Linked DNA regions of Homo sapiens: region 2 is linked to region 1. A link is an interaction called in ENCODE POLR2A ChIA-PET data of the cell type or tissue named here. Cell type or tissue: A673. All regions are shown on one strand. Region 1 overlaps RARG (retinoic acid receptor gamma). Region 2 overlaps TNS2 (tensin 2).

The links. Peaks named below come from ENCODE experiments on the same cell type or tissue, not always from the same donor. Only the 100,000 strongest peaks of a DNase experiment are listed, where the experiment ranks them.
Region 2: POLR2A ChIA-PET joins it to region 1 with 15 read pairs; 11 of 35 experiments call an interaction of 5 or more read pairs at or near these places.

The regions. Positions count from the first base shown.
Region 1 is chr12:53,219,425-53,221,924 of GRCh38, forward strand. All of the region lies in intron 3 of RARG (retinoic acid receptor gamma), which reads right to left. Among named protein-coding and RNA genes, the nearest start is that of RARG, 12 kb to the right of the region's middle. RefSeq lists silencers at 221-515, 640-979, 1,550-1,599, 2,160-2,500. In A673, CTCF peaks have their summits at 2,143 and 2,347; DNase peaks (open chromatin) are centred at 1,057, 1,637 and 2,237; H3K4me3 peaks cover 2,300 bases; H3K27ac peaks cover 2,264 bases.
Region 2 is chr12:53,061,514-53,064,013 of GRCh38, forward strand. It overlaps TNS2 (tensin 2), which reads left to right. Exons shown (of 29, transcript NM_170754.4): 22 at 302-427; 23 at 640-732; 24 at 863-940; 25 at 1,107-1,184; 26 at 1,576-1,744; 27 at 1,836-1,904; 28 at 2,050-2,079; 29 at 2,231-2,500. The coding sequence ends at 2,369. Among named protein-coding and RNA genes, the nearest start is that of MIR6757, 5.8 kb to the left of the region's middle. In A673, a CTCF peak has its summit at 419 (motif pointing left); no DNase peak of the experiment used is centred here.

The DNA.
Region 1 (2,500 bases):
CCGGCCTCACGCCACAAACATCCCCTCACAGGCCATGTGGACCTGGCAGCTGTCGCAGGCGACACTGGTGGAGAGACCCTTGCTCCCACACCCACACCACCTAGGCAAGGCGCTGCACACTCCAGGGATTCACACGCTCTGCAAACGATATTTTTAACACTGCCAGCTTCCCACATGGGCTTTACAAACGCCACCCACGGTCCTGAGTGTCATATCCTTCCAGGGCCACGGACGTGAAGGCGCAAACTACCCACACACCTCGGTCTCTCCCTATCCCCAGGAACTCTGGAGTGGCATCAACCACAGGTTCGAGCTAAACACCCACCATAAAAACCACACACACTCCAAACACTACTGCACACACGCAAAGGAGACGCTGAGGCCCCCACGTTTAAAGGGCCAGTACCTTACATAGAAAGGGCCAGAAGCTCCTCCTTGCACCTCAGTTCCACTCTTTACACACGGAAAGAGTAAATCCCACCCTCTCCTGCACCCTACACCCCAGCCCCGGACTCCGGTACCTACATTGCAGGCTGGCGGGTTGCGGCCAGGCAAAAGATTCAAGTCCGGCGAAACAGGAGCCGCCGGTGGCTCTGCGCAGCAAGCCGGCCCCGGGCCCGGCCGCCCCGTACAGCCGTCGCGGACCCGGGGCAAACGTTTCCATACAGTCGTACATCGCGACCCGGCTTGAAGGGAAACTGGGTGCTGGAAACACCAAGGACCCGCAGCCGATTCCCCCTCCTCCCCCGGCGGCGCCCCGCTCCAGCAGGGGGGGAGGGGGAGGGCTAGCATAGGGCGCTGGGCTGCATGCGGGTAAGGGGTGGGCGGGGAAGAGGGGGGATCCCCAGCAGGGGAAAGGGACTGGGCGGGGCGCGAAGCTGGGGCTGCCGCTTTAGCCTCCGTCCAGCTCTTATCTGGGTGCTTCGGCAGCTAGCACTGGGGAGACCTTTTTTAAAAGCGAAGCCTGGAGGGGTGGGGGGTGGGGCTTGGAGAGCGAAGGGGGCCGGGCACCGAGATGAGCAAAGCTGAGAGTGGAGCGCACACATACACATACGTACACTCGCTCCGCGGCGCGCGCGCTTGCTTAGACACACATCCGTGCATGCATTTATCTTATCAGGCACCAAGAATTTGCAAATATGCAAGAGTGAACATACATGTGAGCACGCATATAAAATCATAGGTGCACACACGTTTGTGCAAACACACCTTGCTCGGGAGAATGCTTGCAGGCATACTCTCCACAGCTCATAGGCTTTGCATGCATTTGCACTGAGGCGCGTGCCCAGGTCGGGGTTGGAAGAAGGAGAGGAGGAACCAAGCATAAGCATTTCCTTTCAGAGTTTTCCCTCTCCCCAAACTCTCCCTTTTTCACACTAGTCAATACAGGGGTGTTAAGGATGACTGGGGAGAGGGGAACGTGGAGGTCCCCGCGCGCAGCTGCTCTCCTGAGGCTCGGGACCTGCACTACCTCCACCCCTCTCATTCCCAGGCCTGGCTCCGCCCTCGCCCTCCGCGCGCCCGCTTCAGGGCCGAAAAGTGCATTCCTGCGGCTCGGCGCGCGCTGCCTCCTCCTTCCTTCCCGTCTCCCCACCCGCGGTCCTAGGGCCGGAGCGCGCTCCCGCCGTGAACTCTCTGGGAACCCCCCTCGGGGCGGGTGGCCGAGCGCGCTCACCTCCTCCTGACCCGGCCCCGCCCCACCCCGCCCAGGCCGTCTTCAGCGCTGCCGCGGAGTCCCCCCGCCCCCTCCAGCGCAGCCAGAGTCTACCCCTCCTAGCCCGAGCAGTCCGCCCTCCGCCGCGGCCCGGGCCGCCTCCCTCCGAGTCCCCGAAGCCTTATCCCGCAACTGACGCCCCCTAAGCGCCTCGACCGTCTCTCTCGATGCTCCTTCTTCGAACATAACTTCACTTTTAGAGCACAAAACTACCCCATAAGCTGTGCCTGCCGTGCCAACTGCGCCTCGATGAATCTGCCCCTGATGGCCAACTCCCCTCCTCCAGTTTCTCACTGCCAAGGGCTCCCTCGGCAATAGGGGCGCTTCTGGTCACTGACTGTTCTCAGGGTCTTTAAATACCCTCTAGCCTAGGCATAACTGCCCTCCCTTCGGTTAGTGCCCCTCAGCTCTCCAAGGCCGCAACACTGTTCCCTGGGTTGCCCCTTCCGGCACTGAGCGCCCTCGCCCGGCGGAGAAGGGGGTGAGGTGGGCGGGGGGCTGGCCACGTCAGAAGTTTGCCCTGGCCCGGCAGGGCCGAATGGGGGGACCCTGGCCCCGGACAGCGCCAGCAGCGGCGACTCCCGGAAATCCCCCCCTCCCCCGCGCCCCGCCCTCAGCCGCCGGGCCGCCCGGCCTGCCTGCCCAGCCGGCTCTGTCAGCGCCGCTCACACGGGCAGCGCCGCGGAGCGGGAGCGGCGCCCGGCCCGGCCCTTCCCCCGCCAGGCGGCTGTGGCTGGGCCAGGGCGGGGCGCGCTTTTCTAAGAATCTGTTGTACCGGGTGGGGGG
Region 2 (2,500 bases), 160 kb before region 1:
GGGTGTCTGTCTTGGCTTTAAGTCCCATCCTGTTGAAGCTCTTGGCTCCTCCTGTCTGAGCTGTGTTTACTCTTGGCTGAGTGTTTACCAGCAGGTGATTCTGGGCTTTGGGCCAAGGCGGTGAGATCCAACATGGTCAAAACCCCTGTGAACTCTAGAGCCCTGGCCTCAGACTCTTACCGCCACCACAGCTGTCAGGGCAGAGACCATGGAGCTTGGCAGCAGAGGAGGGGGGCTGCATGGGGCTCAGTCCACCCCTGTGAAAACTCCTCCCCACTGCCCGCTACCCCTCACCCTGCAGCCATTGCCCTGCTGAAGGACAAGGACCCTGGGGCCTTCCTGATCAGGGACAGTCATTCATTCCAAGGAGCTTATGGGCTGGCCCTCAAGGTGGCCACACCGCCACCCAGTGCCCAGCCCTGGAAAGGTACAGAACACCCAAACCTGAGTGGGGTGGGGATGAAGTTGGGGGTGGTGCCAGAGGCAAGGTAACAGGGCAGGTGGGGGTGCTGTGCTGGCCATGCCGCTGTAGAGGGGAGAGGTAGGAAAAGACCTCAGCTGCTCGGGAAAGAATCCCATTAGGGAAGAAGCTGGAACCTGGAATCCTAAAGCCGCAATCTTCCCCTCGCCTCCTCTCAGGGGACCCCGTGGAACAGCTGGTCCGCCATTTCCTCATCGAGACTGGGCCCAAAGGGGTGAAGATCAAGGGCTGCCCCAGTGAGCCCTACTTTGGTGAGAAGCAGGAGCCTGGGGAAGGCTACGTTGGGTCGGTTTAGGGAGATGCCAAGGGATCTCAGGAGGATGGAAGGGAAAGGCGGGGCACCCTGGGCATCTCGGGACTTTCCTACCTCCTCTCCCACAGGCAGCCTGTCCGCCTTGGTCTCCCAGCACTCCATCTCCCCCATCTCCCTGCCCTGCTGCCTGCGCATTCCCAGCAAAGGTGAGTGTCTGGTCATCTGTCCTCCCCACCTCTCCCTACCCCCTGCAGCCAAAGCAGGATCCAGAGGTCTTGGCTCCCCGCCTTCCCTTGGGGAAGCAGAGGGAGTGCTCCAGCCTGGGGAACACTCTGCCTTCTGAGCTTCCCTGTCGGTTCTCATTGCCCTCAGATCCTCTGGAAGAGACCCCAGAGGCTCCAGTGCCCACCAACATGAGCACAGCGGCAGACCTCCTGCGTCAGGGTGCTGGTAGAGACTTCCCCTCCACTCCCCTCCCTCTCCCTGGGCACCAAGGGGGCATTGTGGATACAGGGCATGGGGCACTGAAAGGCCTTGAGGTGGGTGAGCCCTGGCCAACCCATGAGGGCAGGGGAGCCCCATACTGTCGGGGATGAGGAATTGGGTCCTCAGCCTAGGTTCTCAAAGTCTCATGAACAAGACGATCATGGGGTGGTAGCAGGGAGGCTTCTCTGCCTCGCTTCTGACTGTAGATCCAGTAGAGTCATGGAATCTGCCTTTTTAACAAGTCACCTATGTGATTGTAAAGCATGTGACAGCAGTAGCTGGGGAATGTGCAAGAGCTGGTGGGGGTGGCTAGGGGATGGGCACTCCCTCCCTGACCCACTCCCTGCCCCTGTAGCCTGCAGCGTGCTCTACTTGACCTCAGTGGAGACAGAGTCACTGACGGGCCCCCAAGCTGTGGCCCGGGCCAGCTCTGCAGCTCTGAGCTGTAGCCCCCGCCCGACACCAGCTGTTGTCCACTTCAAGGTGTCAGCCCAGGGCATTACACTGACGGACAACCAAAGGAAGTATGTATACTCAGCCCTGTAGAACCCCATGCTTAAGGCCCCTGGGGGCTCATGTTTCTGAGTGTGACCTTCCTCACCCTCCTCCTTGCAGGCTCTTCTTTCGCCGCCATTATCCAGTGAACAGCATCACCTTCTCCAGCACTGACCCTCAAGACCGGAGGTGACTCTCCCTCCAAACCCTTTGCCCCAAATCCCCATGGTCCCACCAGGTCCCAGCTCCCAGCCCCAGCCCCAGCCCCGGCCCCGGCCCCCCTTCAGCAGCTGTCCCCTGGGGTGTGCATCTTCACCTTCTTCTCCTTCTGCAGATGGACCAACCCAGACGGGACCACCTCCAAGTAAGCCTCCCCACGAATTCAGCCTCTTCCTTCCAAGGGACCAGGGCGCTGCTGTCCTCTCAATGCTGGCATTTGATTTGTCTCACCAAGGCCAGCTACATTCCCTTGTGGAAGGAATGTTAAGCCCCTTCCCCACCCTTTATCCCCCTAGGATCTTTGGTTTCGTGGCCAAGAAGCCGGGAAGCCCCTGGGAGAATGTGTGTCACCTCTTTGCAGAGCTTGACCCAGATCAGCCTGCTGGCGCCATTGTCACCTTCATCACCAAAGTTCTACTGGGCCAGAGAAAATGAAGGAAGGCCACAAGCTCAGAGCCCACATCAACACTGCCCCCCTCCCAGCACCCCACAGCCCTCACATCCCCTGGCCTGGACCCAGGAGACCCAGGAGAAAGCACCCTCCCTTAGGAATGAGGAGTGGGCAT